2 separate regions of the Homo sapiens genome follow, and region 1 is linked to region 2. A link is an interaction called in ENCODE POLR2A ChIA-PET data of the cell type or tissue named here. Cell type or tissue: A673. All regions are shown on one strand. Each heading gives the region's core, and the rest is flanking DNA. Links, peaks and the distances in the headings are about the cores only. Region 1 overlaps SLC7A6 (solute carrier family 7 member 6). Region 2 overlaps SLC12A4 (solute carrier family 12 member 4).

Region 1 (7,545 bases), core at 1,293-6,292, 330 kb after region 2:
CCTCTGCCTCCCGGGTTCAAGTGATTCTCCTGCCTCGGCCTGCTGATTAGCTGGGACTACAGGCATACGCCACTATGCCCAGCTAATTATTTTGTATTTTTAGTAGAGACGGGGTTTCACCATACTGGCCAGGCTAGTCTCAAACCCTTGACCTTGTGATTTGCCCGCCTCGGCCTCCCAAAGTGCTGGCATTACAGGTGTGAGCCACTGCGCCCGGCCTTTCTTCCACATTTTTGTTGTTATTTTTTGTTTACGGTTGCACTCCTTTGTCCTTGAATGCCCCTTTATAACATTCAGCCTGTCTGGGAGGAATTGGAAGGTTTCCCTCCGCTCTCTGTTGCCTGTGGGAAAAGAGAGTTGTGACTACTGTCAGCGTAGCTGGGAGTACAGCTTCAGATTGCCAGGCAATCTCCTCATCAGAAAGAGAGTATGAAAGGCACAGTTCTGCGAGAGGGTGCATATGTTATTCACTATTAACTTGGGTTTCAGACAACAGAAAACCTTTAGCAGCATGGCTCAAACATGTTGATGTTTGTTTCTCTCACATGTTAAAAGGAGGCAGTGTGGTTTGGATGACTTCAGTTCTTCAGGGAGCCAGGTTTATTCCTTCTGTCTTCCTGCCATCCTCAGCCTGTGACTTCTAGCTGGTGGTCCAGGATGGTTATTGAAGCTCTAGCTGTCATGTCTGCACTGTAACTGACAAGAAGGACAAAGACACTGCCTCCCCCATTTAAAGACACTTTCTGAGGTCTTATATGAAATATTTGCATACATCCCGGGAGAAAACCTGGTTGCACAGCCGTACCTACCTGCAGGAGAGGCTGGGCAATGTCAGCTTTATTTTGGACAGCCATGCCTTCAGCTAAAATTTCTATTACGAATGAAAAAGGGAAGAACAGATAGAGGAAGATAACTAGCCATGTCTGCCACAGAGACTTTGGGGATTTGTTTCTGCTTTGGCTTTCAGTTTGGATCTGCCATTTGAGTACTCCTTTCTCAGCAATAAGCTCCCAGAGAGCCTTGAAGACCCTCACGTGGGTCCCACGCTCCTTGGTGCAGGCTTGTCCAGCAAGGAAATGAGATCAGGAGAAGAGGGAAGGCTTGGATGTTTTAATTGTGGTAGCTGAATCTTAGCATCTGGCTTTAAGGCCCAGTTGTTGACTTTGTTTGAACTCTGATAGTTTATGGTAAGCTAGGGGGGCTGGGAGTTCTGGGAAGCAATAGAGGAGTAAGGATCAGATGGTGAAATTTTGTTTCTTAATTAGAATCAGGAGAACAGTCAAGGGACTTGGCTTCTGCTTGACAGACTGTTCTAGGAGCTCTCTGTTCTCTGGCAGGGCTGATAGTAGGGTGAGGCAAACGAGGTGCCTGGGGTCAGCGTTGAAGGGCGTACTCACTCTCAGGTTCCGGCATGTGGTCCCCTGAGAGTGAGTGCCTCCTTAAATTTTGTGCCCTAGGTGCCTCCTAGCTTCACACTACCCTGGCTCTGCCTTCTGGTGCTACATTGTTGCTAATGAACCATTTTTATTTTTAAACAAATTCTTTTAAAAATTTTCAGGGGCCATGCTAATCTTCTTTGCGTCGTTCCAATTTTAGTATATGTGCTGCTGAAGTGAGCACGAACTATTTTTATTTTTATCTAGAAAGAGGCGTATGTTCACGGTAAACCATGGTAAACCACAGAGTGGAAAAAGTCTCCTTCCCTCTCCACAGCTTTAGTCTTTCTCCCCAGAGGAGCCACTCTGACCAGGTGCTTTTGTATCCTTCCAGCTGGTCTATTGGAATGGACTCTGCAGGCATTTCCACAAGCAGCCTTCTTTATTCATTAGTTTAGCACATAGTTGAATTTCCACTGTGTGTAATATTTACCTGTGCACAGAGAGGACCAAACCTGTAGGACATTTATGGCAGGATAGAAGGAAGGAGAAGGATCAGAAGTGAGACCCAGTGCCAGTTAGTGGGTCTGAGGAGTGTATCAGCTTCTCTTCCCCTTGGAGCTGCAAACCAGAAGCACAGTTAGCACTGCCAGGATATTGTCAGACAGTCTCTTTCTCCATGTTTATTTCCACCTTTTTGTGTTTCTCTCCTTTTATCCTCTTCTGTCTCTGCCTCCTTGTCTCTTATCTCTCACCCCTCTGTCTCTTCTGTGTATTTTCTCGTCTTTTTTTTTTTTTTTTTTAGAGACAAGTTCTCACTCTGTTGCCCTGGCTGGAGTGCAGTGACTATTCACAGATGCTATTACAGTGCACTATAGGCCCGGACTCCTGGGTTCGGCAGTTCTCCCACCTCAGCCTCCCACACAGTTGGGACTCCAGGTGTGCACCGCTGCCCCGGCCCCCTGTCTGTCTTTTTGTCTAAGCTGCATGCCCTCCCACTTCTGCTTCTTTTTGTGTTCTGCTTCCTTCCTCTATTTACTTATGGTTTCTGTCCCTTTGTTACTAAGGGCTTGTATGTGACTTTCACTTGCTGTAGCTCCTGACCCTTCTGCCCATTACTGTTAGATTCAGTTTCTTGGTATTCCAACTCTGTGTTTCTGGGAGAGGCAATGTAACAGGCTCAACTTGGGTCCAGTGTCTGGCTCCATCAGTCATGATAGGGAAGGGGGAGCAATTCCCAAGAAGGAGCTGGGCAGGTACTTCAAAACATGGCTACTGTACTGTGTAGGGGCCTATGGATTACTGGTACCTATTAACTAGGTAATCCTTATGTTAGCTGATTGAGGCTTAACCCCATACAGGTAGCTTTGATCATCAGGGTAGGTCCCTGGGAAGACCTGCCAGCAGCATGCATTTCTTTGGGCTGCTTCTCCCCTCCCATTTGACCACTGTCCCCCTACTCCCACATCATGATTGACTAGTAAGCACCTGTGTTACTGGCCAGTGTACTGAGTGAAAGCTCTTTGAAGCCATTGAGCCTGGCACCTGCCACCTGTGTTCATTTTCACAGGCTGGCCATAGGCACTTCTCTCCATTTGAATGGAAGAATATCCAACTTTCTGACAATTTGCCTTGCTCCAGGGAATTGGAAGTTAGAGTGAAAATCTTACCACCTTGGTTCCAACCAGGGTTTATCAGTGCCCCTCTTTGCTTGGTGATGAGCTTAAGAAAACAACGTGGCCAGGCATAGTGGCTCATGCCTGTAATCCTAATATGGGAGGCTGAGGCAGGAGGATTGCTTGAGCCCAGGAGTTCCAGACCAGCCTGGACAATACAGCAAGACCCCTGTCTCTACAAAATAATTTTTTTTTAATTAGCTGGGTGTGGTGGTGTGCACCTGTGGTCCCAGCTAATAGGAGGTTGAGGTGGGAAGATCACTTGAGCCCTGGACATCGAGGCTGCAGTGAGCTGTGATCGCACCCACTCCAGCCTGGGTGACAGAGCAAGACCCTGTCTCAAAAAAAAAAAAAAAAAAAAAAAGAAGGAAAGAAGGAAAATAAAATGATATACTGCTGTTACCTTCTGAGAATTTGTGATCTTGGGAGAAGCATGACCCAATCACCTGAGGGAGAGACTTGAGACAGGTGTCTACATGATGATAGCATAGACACTAACCTGTGCTAAGAAGCAGGAATGCCATGTGGTTCAGGAGAGAAAGAGCTCAGAGAGGGGTGGGGTGGTGTATTCAGAGAAGGTTTTACAGAGGAAGAGGAAGTGGGGGCTGAACTAGACCTTGACTGGGAGTTGCTGTTGGCTATGGCAGGAAGAGGAGGGGAGGACATTTCTTTTTATGTGTGTGTACGGTACGAGTAAGAGAGAGAGTCTGGCTGAAGGAGAGAGTGCAAAGTGGGTAGGAGTAAGTGGAGTTGGCCTAGAGGATGGGCCCAAAAGATTTTGTAGTAAGATTTGAGGTGCACATAAAAGTTCTGTTTTTGTATGCTAGAGGCAGTACTCACAGATGTCACTGCGTTCCTTCCTGCTGGATATTGCTCTTATGTCGTCCCCATGGATCAGTCATTGTTTAGCAGGAGCAAAGTGCCGGGGCTCTCAGCACAGGGCCCAGATGTCACTGAAGTGTGTGAGGAGCTAGAACTTAAAGCCACGTGAGCCTAGGGAGTACTCGAGTGGGTGCGCTTCTCCATGGACTTCATTGAGAATTGGGAGGTATGGGTAGGAATGAGGGTGGAAGCGATCAGTGGGCTTGGGAATGTGAACTTAGAAATGGTAGTTAGCTTCTCTCACCTCAGTTTCCTCATCCATAAAATGGGAATAGGAATATCTGTATTTTGGAGTCGTGAGAATTGATGGAGAGGTGTATGTGAAATTGTCAGGCATATAACAGACTTTTCTTTTTCTCCTTTTTTTTTTTTTTTTGAGACGAGGTCTTACTCTGTCATCAGGCTGGAGTGCACGGCTCACTGCTGCCTCAACCTCCTAGGCTCAAGCGACCCTCCCTCCTCAGCCTCCTGAGTAGCTGGGACTACAGGTGTGCACCACCACGCCCAGCTAATTTTTGTATTTTTTGTAGGGACAGGGTTTCTCCATGTTGCCCAGGCTGGTCTCTAACTCCTGGGCTCACATGATCCATCTGCCTCAGTTTCCCAAAGTGCTGGGATTACAGGTGTGAGCCACTGCACCTGGCCTCATTTTTACACTTAATGCAAAACACTGTCTCTCTAATTTCTTAGGTAACCTGCCATCTGCATTCAAATTTACCTCACTTACTGATGAGTTTCTTTTGGCCATGAAGAGGTCTTGTGTCTCCTGTGGTTTGGAACCTTGGGAGTCTGGGTGGGAAAGAGTAGGTGAAATCACCCATCCCTGGGCCTGGGGGGAATTCCCAGAAATGGTGCTAGCCATCAGGATGTATAAGTATGTGTTCACGCATGCCTTCATATCCTTGAGCACCAGTAGTGATGGAAGTGCCTGTGTGCTGTCAGCTGGGGCGGGTGCAGGGTGTCCCCTCGCTTGCCAGTTCGCCTTGTTCTGACTGGTCCATTGGCCCCTTTGCCTTAGGCAGGAAGGGCAGAAAGAGTGCTCTCTGTAAAGAGGGGTTGGGCCCCTGTGCCCTCAACTCAAGCCTGCCAGTGACTTTGTGGTTTTCCTCCTAGGTCTGCTGACATTTGTGAACTGTGCCTATGTCAAGTGGGGCACACGTGTGCAGGACACGTTCACTTACGCCAAGGTCGTAGCGCTCATTGCCATCATTGTCATGGGCCTTGTTAAACTGTGCCAGGGTAAGTGGTGGGAAGGGGGGTACCACCAACAGTTCCTCTGGATTCCCTGAGGAGAACATGGCGACTCTGTTAGCTTCACTGCTCGGCTGTTTCTATGTACATGCTAGCATGTGTCAGTGAGTGCAAGAGATGGGAGTAGATTTCTTTCTGGGCTTTTTGGGCCAGGCTGGCTTGGCCAAGTGGACATGAGTCAGCCTGTCCCTCAGGGCTGGTTTCCTTTGGTGGAGGCTGGGAGCATTGCAGGAAGCCAGCCAAGGGCCTAGGAGCTCCTGAAGCTTGGGTCATGATTGGGTCATAAAAGTAATCTGTGGGGATAGAGTGGCTCCTGTTTGTGGTCTGTGACTGCCAAGCTACAAGTAGGAAGACTGGGCCCTCCTTGAGACAGGTGGCAGGGTATATGGAGCTGGAAGTGGGGTATGGAAATGGGTGGTTATTTTGCAGCCTTTACTTTTCATCTGGACTTGTATTCAGCAATCCCTCCCCAAGTCAGCTCTCAGAAAAATATTAAAATATTGTGAAATTGGCAGTGTCTTTCCTAAATGTTGGCTTTAGAAAGCTTTTCATTCCTGGATCAGAGAGGACTGGCAGTGAGGGTAACAGGCCTACCAAGATCTCATGAGCCCTAGAGAGGTCTTGAGGTGTCTTTAGCCACAGATATCTCAATCATTTCACAGCCCAGTTCTCTAGGTCATCAGTCCCTAAATGTGGCTGTGTACAGTCACCCGGGGAGCTGAGACCCTAATCTCAAATCTGTTGGATCACATTCTGGTTGGTGTGGAGTCTAAAAAGCTGTGCTTTTAAGAATTGCCCTTGGCCCGGCACGGTGGCTCACGCCTGTAATCCTAACACTTTGGGAGGCTGAGGTGGGCGAATCAGCAGGTCAGGAATTCGAGACCAGCCTGACCAACATAGAGAAACCCTGTCTCTACTAAAAATACAAAAATTGGCTGGGCATGGTGGTGCGCGCCTGTAATCCCAGCTACTTAGGAGGCTGAGGCAGGAGAATGGCTTGAAAACAGGAGGCGGAAGTTGCAGTAAGCCGAGATTGTGCCACTGCCCTCCATCCAGCCTAGGTGACAGAGCAAGATTCCATCTCAAAAAAAAAAAAAAAAAAAGAATTGCCCTTGTTGGGCTGGGCGCGGTGGCTCATGCCTGTAATCTCAGCACTCTGGGAGGCCGGGAGGCTGAGGCAGATGGATCACCTGAGGTCAGGAGTTTGAGACCAGCCTGGCCAACATGGAGAAACCCTGTCTCTACTAAAAATACAAAAAATTAGCCGGGGGTGGTGGTGGGTGCCTCTAATCCCAGCTACTCGGGAGGCTGAGGCAGGAGAATCGCCTTAAACTGGGAGGCAGAGGTTGCAGTGAGCCAAGATCTTGCCATTGCACTCCAGCCTGGGCAACAAGAACGAAACTCTGTCTCAAAAAACAGAAAAAGAAAAAGAAAAAAAGAATTGCCCTTGTTGATTCTTAGACTGCTGGTCTAGCCTGTGTACTTATATCAAGTTAGTAGAGCTAGCCATGTGGATGTCCCTGGAGGCTCAGGAGCATCCTGGGGTCAAATTGGGTTTTGAGTAATCCTCCCCTGAAGATCTGTTCCTTAGGGAACCACTGCTGTGTATGAGAATGGACACCCCTGAGGACAGGGGTCTCTATTTTCTCTTCTCTTGCTGCATAGCCAGCTCTTTTTACCACATGAGAGCTGGGTCTAGGCTTTCTTCAGGGTGTGACAATGGGCTTCCTTAGAAGTCTGGGTCTTGTTAAAGACCCCAGTATGTCCAGAGGGTCTCTGATCTGGGTAGCTGGGTGCTGTCCCCTGGGCTTTTGTGTCTGCAGTCTCTGAGGCCTCTGAGGAGAATGACAGGCTGGGCTGGCTCCCCGGAGGGTGGGGGTGGCTCAGGCCTAGTGAAAGATAAGGTCTCAGTTCCTCTATAGCATGTCATCTCCCCCATGCAACCATAGCTACCGCAAGTAGAGCAGCATAGAGTCCTTCCCATGAGGCTGATAAACCCATTGACCAAATTGTGCAGTAGTCTGGTCCAAGAGAGGTAGTTCACAGGAAGGTATAATTTTCAATGAAAAATGACTCCTTCATGTGAAATGGGGTTCTTGACATAAATAGGTAGAAGAGCTGGGGCTTGCTGTGAGATCATTTGCAGGAAATGGAAATTCTTTAGGGTTTTGGAAGAAGTATTGTCACATCAGAGGGCGGCCAAGAATGTCTTTGGTTTTTTATTGTCTAGTTTTATTAAAGGAATGTGAGCTTTCCTGAGGAAGTGGGTGGGGTGGTAAAGTGTAGGGAGCTAGTGGTTGTTGATCTTTTGGTGTTAAATTATGTTTTTTTTTCTTTCCCCTGCCTTCTTGTTTTTTCTT
Region 2 (7,545 bases), core at 1,210-6,209:
GCATCTAGGCTGACATTCGATCCTATCCCCATCTGACTCGAATGTCCAGCACGGCCCGTGGAAATAACTGCTTTGCGGGAGCAGCTCTAGTCTGCAGCAGTGGCTGACTGGCCACCATCCTCCAATGCCCTGTGCACAGCCCACAGCCTCCTCTGGCTGGGTGTGTCCTATCTCAGCCCACCTCACCCTCCTGAGGCCTGTGCCTTTGTTAGTCTGACTCCTCCAGACCAGAGGAGGGACTGTCTCATCCAGCCTTTTGGCCCTAAGGCCCCGCACAGTGCCTGCCACCAGGTGAGTGTCCACGGCTCCCTGCCCTGAATCTGTGCTTCTATCAAAGTCTAACACCCTTAAAAGACTCAGAGAGTCATGACCAGGCCCCAGGGTGACAAGCACAGGGGGACAAGAGTCATCTCATGTTGCTGGTTGTATCTGCTGCTGAGACAATGTCTCTGGTGAAAATCTGGGAACAGGGATCAAGAAATTCTTTCAAAGAGTCAATCTTGGCTGGGCGTGGTGGCTCATGCCTGTAAGCCCAGCATTTTGGGAGGCTGGGGTGAGTGGATTGCTTGAGCTCAGGAGTTCCAGACCAGTCTGGGCAACATGGCGAGACCCCGTCTCTACTAAAAAAAGGAAATGATAAAAATATACATTTTTAAAAAAAGGCCGGGTGCAGTGGCCCACATCTGTAATCCCAGCATTTTGGGAGGCTGAGATGGGTGGACTGCCTGAGCTCAGGAGTTCGTGACCAGCCTGGGCAACACGATGAAACCCCGTCTCTACTAAAATACAAAATTAGCTAGGCGTGGCGGTGTGCACCTGTAGTCCCAGCTACTCAGGAGGCTGAGGCAGGAGAATCGTTTGAACCTGGGAGGCAGAGGGTGCAGTGAGCCGAGATCATGCCACTTCACTCTAGCCTGGCGACAGAGTGAGACTCCGTCTCAAAAAAAAAAAAATGTCAGCTGGGCACAGTGGCTCACGCCTGTAATCCCAGCACTTTGGGAGGCTGAGGCAGGCAGATGACTTGAGGTCAGGAGTTTGAGACCAGCCTAGCCAACATGGTGAAACCCCATCTCTACTAAAAATACAAAAATTAGCTGAGCATGGTGGTGCATGTCTGTAATCCCAGCTACTCGGGCGGCTGAGGCAGGAGAATCGCTTGAACCTGGGAGGTGGAGATTGCAGTGAGCTGAGATCGTGCCACTGCACTCCAGCCTGGGCGACACACTCCGTCTCAAAATAAATAAATAAATAAATAAACGAAAAGTCAATCTTTTTCATGCCGTAATCCACCTCCAGGACCCTCTCCTAAGGGAACTGCTGGGGCATGAACAAAGATTCATGTTCAAGGATGTTCATGACAACAATGTATACAATGGTGAAAAAGTGGAACCCACAGGCAGGAGAATAATCACATTAATTAGGTTATGGTGTACCATGGAGAATCCTGTTTTCAAAAAACCATTTTCGGCAGGGTGCAGTGGCTCACACCCGTAATCCCAGCACTTTGAGAGGCAGAGGTGGGTGGATCAGTTAAGGTCAAGAGTTCGAAACCATCCTGGCCAACATAGTGAAACCTCGTCTCTACTAAAAATACAAAAATGTGGTGGTCGCCTGTAATCCCAGCTACTCAGGAGGCTGAGGCATGAGAATCACTTAGAATTGCTTAAACCTGGGAAATGGAGGTTGCAGTGAGCTGAGATCATGCCACTGCACTCCAGCCTGGGTGACAGAGAGAGACTCTGTCTCAAAAAAAACCCAAAAAACCAAAATCAAAAAACTGTTTTCAACACTTGGGAAACATACACACACACATACACACGTAAACATATACACATAAATGCATATGTATATATACACACATATACTTTTGGGAAATACACACAAACACACACACACATATATATATATATATATACAATTTATGTAAATAGAGTGTGCGTGTGCAATACTTCATAAGACCCTAAGACTTATATATACCAAAAGGCGAACAGTAGTGATTTCAGGATGGTGGGATTATGGGTGCTTTTAATTTTCCATTCTATACCTTTCTGCACTTTTTTATTATTTATTTATTTATTTTGGAGATGGAGTCTTGCTCTGTCACCCAAGCTGGAGTGCAGTGGCATGATCTTGGCTCACTACTGCAACCTCTGCCTCCTGGGTTCAAGCTATTCTCTGCCTCAGCCTCCCAAGTAGCTGGAATTACAAGTGCCCACCACCATGCCTGGCTAATTTTTTTTTTTTTTTTTTGCGACGGAGTCTCGCTCTGTCGCCCAGGCTGGAGTGCAGTGGTGCAATCTCGGCTCACCGCAAGCTCTGCCTGCCAGGTTCACGCCATTCTCCTGCCTCAGCCTCCCGAGTAGCTGGGACTACAGGCGCCCGCCACCACGCCCGGCTAATTTTTTGTATTTCTAGTAGAGATGGGGTTTCACCGTGTTGGCCAGGATGGTCTCGATCTCCTGCCCTTGTGATCCACCCACCTCGGCCTCCCAAAGTGCTGGGATTACAGGCATGAGCCACCGCGCCTGGCCTTTTTTTGCACTTTCAAACCCTCTTACAGTAAACATACATTGCCCTTTTTTTTTCTTTTTTGGTATTGCTTTTATATTAACAAAAACCACAATGGCACTCTCCAACTCTGTCAAGCAGGAAAGCTCCTACGTGGGCACTGTCCTGGCATCAGGGATTGGGAGCCCACTACAGAACTGCTTGGGGCAGGGGTGTGCTATGGGGGTTCCCAGGTAGGTCAAGGCAGATACTGGGTCCTTTTCTCTTCCACCAGGCCTTGGGTGGCGCTCACTGACCTGGAACCACACCGTTGGTGGCGATGGCACTCATGGAGATGGCCGTCAGCAGGGTCTGTGGGAAGGAGGGCCTGGGTGAGCGGCTCAGCTGGGTGGGCTCTGTGGGGGCAGCCGTGGCCCATGCCCAGCCCAACCCTCCCACGCCAGGACACTCACACAACAGCAGCAGATAAGCACGATGAGGAGGGCCTGTAGCACACCTGCTGTGCCCACCATCCAGGTCAGCCGCAGGAAGAGGATAACCCCAAAGATATTCTGCAGGCAGGGCAGGTACACCCCCATGAGGGTGCCCATGCTGGGTGCCTATGCGAACACAAAGGGAGGGGGCGAGTAGAGCATCAGAGGGATGCACCATGGAGAGTCAGCCCTAGTCACTCAGCAGGCCCCCTCCCCCAGTGGGGCCCCAGGGAACACAGAGAGTAGGGGTGACAGCTAGGATGTCTCTATTGACTTTCATATAGGAAGACAGTTGAGTCTGGGAAGGTGTAAAACCTGATTCTTTTTAAAAACCCACATTGAACTTTGGAACCTTAACTCTCTCTCAAGGTACTGCCTCCTTCCCTTCCTCTCTTCTGTTAAACTTCTAGAAAGAGAGGTTTGTCTCAGATCTCCACCTTCTCACCCAGCAGGCCCTAAGTCACCCAAGCCAAAGTCCCAGAAGTCATCCCTGGCCCTCCCTCTCAACCCCCAACTCTAGTCCCGGTAGACACTAACTCCTACCCAGTCTGTCTCCCTGCTGCCCTGAGATCAGCCTGCCTTGTCCCAGCCTTAGTCCCTTGAACCTGGGGCACCTGGGTGGTACCCTCCTGAGCCTGTCAACCTCTCCACACTCCAGCCCACTCTGCTGCTATAGTAGGTCTCTGAAAGCAAGTCTAATCTCATCACCCATGCTGAAAACCCTCTGTTGTCTTGTAATCCAGTGTGCCGTCCAACTCCTTGGCTTGGGCCACCAGATGTGTCCCATCACCTCTCTTATTAGCTCCAGCCCCTGACCACATGGGTCCCTCAGATTCTGCGAACCTGAGAATGTGCTGGACTCTGCCTGGGAGAGTCGGCCCTGCCTCACGGCCTGGCAAACTCTTCAGTGAAACTGTTACCTCTCTCGGGAAGATGTCCGAAGGTTGCCTCAGGTGGAGTTGGTTCTCCCTCTCACATTCCTTTGGCATCTGATACTCCCTATCACAGTGGTCACTACAGGTCATGGTAACAGAATGTGCTTGTATATTTTGTTACTATATTAGGGCAGGCTTGGCTTGTTTATGGTTCTATCACCAGCAGGCCCTGCAGGTACCCAAAAGGTGCTTCTGAACCCAGTGAGTGGTGCTTTGGAAGCCCCTGGGACATCCTGTTGGGAAAATCCTACAGAGAAAGTGCTCAGGCTGTAGGGCAGGTGAGGAAGATCTAATACGCAAATCCAGGCAGGCTTTCTCAACTCAGGGCAGAGTAGGGGCCAGCCAGGAGGCCAGGGCAGAGGCTGAGAGCACAGAGGCTGGCTGACATCTTTTTGAGGCACTGAGCCCCCAAGAGTGCAGCCTCCGAAGTGTGGCCCTGACAGCTTCCACTGGAGCCCCAGCAAAGCCTCCTCACTGATCCAAAGGACTAGATTAGTGAAAATCATACGGGGAGAGGGGACAGGGAAGACCCACGAGACAGTGCCCGTGCTGCCCTGAAGCTAGGGAGAAGAGAACTCCATGGCCATGATCTTGTCTAGCTGAGTCACCTTAGACAAGTTCCTTAATGCCCCTCCTGAAGGGTCCTGGCCTGGGGCAAGACCTGTGAGCGACCTAAAGGACTTCAGAAGAGCCTCAGCAAAAACAAATGGCTCCTCAACCTGTCCTGCGTGGAGCAGTGCAGGGGACGGATCCCCCTCATCTGGGCTTTGTCTGAGCCCTTCTCAGAGGATGCCACCCACAGAATAGCGACAGCAAGAGCTCCCAGTCCCACCCCCATCCCAGGCTGAGTCACTCTAAGAAAAGGACAGTGTGGGAAAGGGCAGGGTGGGCCGGAAATGCTTTCTGCATCCCCAAATAACCTCTGGCAGCCTCAGAAGGTCATCAAGCCGGTGCTGGAGCTGGAGCAGCTGCTGGGGAGAGGCTGCTTTGGGTCTTGGCATGGTCTGGTCGGAGGCCCACCCTTCCTGCTTCAAGCCTTCCTTTTCCGAGGCCCCTGCTCGGGCCTGCCCTGGGTGAGGACCACAGCTCAGCAGCCCCAGATCCCTAACTTCCTACTGACTCCTTAAAGACTTGACCCAGCTCCTCCTTCTTCCATGAAAAAACTACTGCAGCTAAGACACCCAGTCACCCTCTCCCATCCTTACCCTGTGGCCAGGTAAGCTGGATAGCTAAGCTAAGCATCCTCACGGGTTCCCCATTGGGCCAAGGGATGATGGGCTCTCTCTGGCCCAGGCATCCCTCCCACATTCCTGCTGAGATGTGCACTAGCCGTTCTCAGGGGCCTCTTCACTCCCCGCCACCAGCTCCCTGGCTTGGCCTGAAGGGACAAGGATGAGGCTCTGACCTAAGGATCCTGTCACCCACTGTGGGCAGAGCACTCTCAGAGGTTGAGACACCCCTGCAGTGCTGGACAGACATGGCCAGACGCAGTTAGGGTTCTCTGCTATCTAGTCACACCTGGCTGCACAGGGTCAGGGTCAGGTCTGTGCGACCTCAAGGTATCAGCTGCCCTCTCTGAAGTGTGGGCTGGTTTGCCTCCCTGAAGGGCAAGGTGAGAGACGCGCTTCAGTGGGGTCTACCTTCTCTGCTGGCCCCACCCCAGAAAGGCCCAAATCTCACGACCAGGTGTGAGGCTGCAGGCCTGGCTTATCCCAGCCAGGAGCGCCTTCTGCTTGTGCCGACCTCTGAGAATACTACAGCCAGTGCCAGACGTCAGCTCCTCTTAAAACACCACTGCTTCCCAAACCTCAGGGAGTCAGTGTGTGGAGAGGGAGGGTCCCTAGCCTCCAAATGAAAAATGTAGAAAAATCCCCAGCCCTCAGCTACACTGAGCCGCAATGACACAGAGGAGCTAGGCAAAGAGGTAACAGTCACCCCAAAGAGAAGAGGGCTGAAGGGCCAGAGAACTGGATTAGTGACCAAAAAGTGGGACAGGAAAGCCCCACAAGGCAGCATCAGGCTCCGATCACATACACATGTCCCCTGACACTGGCACTCAAGGAACCCAGGGGGTTGTTGGAGGCTTCTGCCAATAGAGCCTTGGGCCAACACTGCGAGCAGCAGGAGGGTTTGTGACTTGCTCTGGATTGCATGACCTCCGAGAGACAACCTGGTTCCTGGCTCCAAGGGCAACACTCTTAGCCAGCCTCACACAATGTCACTGATCTGGCATTTTGCATAGTTACATATCCCACAAATCTGTCTCCCATAAAATCTACGAATCCATCTCCCAGCATTACACATTGATCTTGTCTAGCTCAGTCACCTTAGACAAGTTCCTTAATGTCCCTGACACTATTTCCTTGTCTGAAAAATGGGGATGATAGTAAGCACCTGCCTCTTGGTTTTGTTGTACAGATGACATATGAGAACCCAGGCCTGGTGTGGTACCTCGCACACAGTAAAGGCTGAGTACAGGCAGCTGTGTCTCCTGCTGTCATTCCTGAGGGGCTCCCTGGCCCTCTGCCCCCCGGGGGGATTCTCATTAGGTCACTTCTTAAAGCCTCCTGAGACAAGGCATTCAGTGCCCATCCTCCCTGCTCACTATGCTTGGCACCCACTTCCCCCAGTGTGCTCACCACCATGTGGGGAAACAGTCAATTCCATGGTGCTGTGTCTGTCTTCCCAGGTGTGGCCCCTCTGCCGCCCCAACCAGCTCACCTCGGCTGCCCTCCGGCGGGTGCCCTCCCCACTCTCGGCCTCCTCATGCTCTTTGGCGCCCTGGGTGAGGTTGGTGTAGCTGACGAGCTTTCCCAGAAGAGACGATACCTTTGGGCGGATGTCCAGCTCTTCCTGCAAACAGAGCCACAGGGCAAGATGGCATTGGGCCAGGTGGGTGCCAGCTGTGTGGAGCCAGCTGCCTGGTCCCTGGCCCTGTTCCAAGCCCTGAGACAGGCCTGGGCCTGATCCCAGTTCCTACCTGGGGAAGTCCAAGCCATCCAACTGGACAGGTGTGCACACCACACCCCAGCACGTGGCACTCAAAGGCCCAGCCCCGCGGCTGCTTCTCTCTACCCCGCCTTGGCTACAATCACTGCCAGCCCATTTGTGAAAACCACCTGCCTCAGGGGAGAGAGGGCAGGGAAGAACACGGCTGGCAGGGGGGCAATGGCATACTTCATCCTGCCTGCTCTGCCCAGCCACCTCCTGGCTATGGCTGCACCTCTAGGACTCACGCCTACCCTCCCCACAAAAAAGCCACTCTAGTCACCTCAGGGAACCAAAGAGGGCAAAAGAGTGATGTCTGGGACAAGTGAAGTCTCCCTTGTCTGCCCAAACCCTGATCTCCCTGGATGGTCTTCCCCTGACCCCAGTCCTGCAAGTACCCACATCAATCGCGGAGATGGGATCCTGATCCTCCAGCCCATCCTCAGGCGGGGCTGGGCCAAGGCCTTCACCGCAGAACCTTGCTGCTTTCCCAGGTCAGGAGGCCTCCCAGAGCTCAGGTCCCCCAGCCCCACCGGGGTCTAGGCGATGATCCCTGCTCCTGCAGCCTTCTCGAGGCTGTGCTTCTACCTGCCTCCTGCCCACATTTAGCTTTTCCCTCTCTGTCAGCTCCTTTCTGACCT

Evidence for each region. ChIA-PET counts read pairs that join two places held together with the same protein. Peaks named below come from ENCODE experiments on the same cell type or tissue, not always from the same donor. Only the 100,000 strongest peaks of a DNase experiment are listed, where the experiment ranks them.
Region 1: POLR2A ChIA-PET joins it to region 2 with 7 read pairs; 4 of 35 experiments call an interaction of 5 or more read pairs at or near these places.

What each region holds. Positions count from the first base shown.
Region 1 is chr16:68,282,699-68,290,243 of GRCh38, forward strand. SLC7A6 (solute carrier family 7 member 6) reads left to right here. Exons shown (of 11, transcript NM_003983.6): 4 at 5,048-5,173. It also overlaps the pseudogene RNU6-1262P. Among named protein-coding and RNA genes, the nearest start is that of SLC7A6, 22 kb to the left of the region's middle. RefSeq lists enhancers at 1,524-1,663, 6,745-6,884, 6,915-6,964 and a silencer at 3,668-3,962. In A673, for the core only: no CTCF peak of the experiment used is centred there; no DNase peak of the experiment used is centred there.
Region 2 is chr16:67,954,938-67,962,482 of GRCh38, forward strand. SLC12A4 (solute carrier family 12 member 4) reads right to left here. Exons shown (of 24, transcript NM_005072.5): 3 at 6,638-6,769; 4 at 2,961-3,107; 5 at 2,805-2,859. Among named protein-coding and RNA genes, the nearest start is that of SLC12A4, 9.9 kb to the right of the region's middle. RefSeq lists an enhancer at 4,138-5,337. In A673, for the core only: no CTCF peak of the experiment used is centred there; no DNase peak of the experiment used is centred there; H3K27ac peaks cover 646 bases.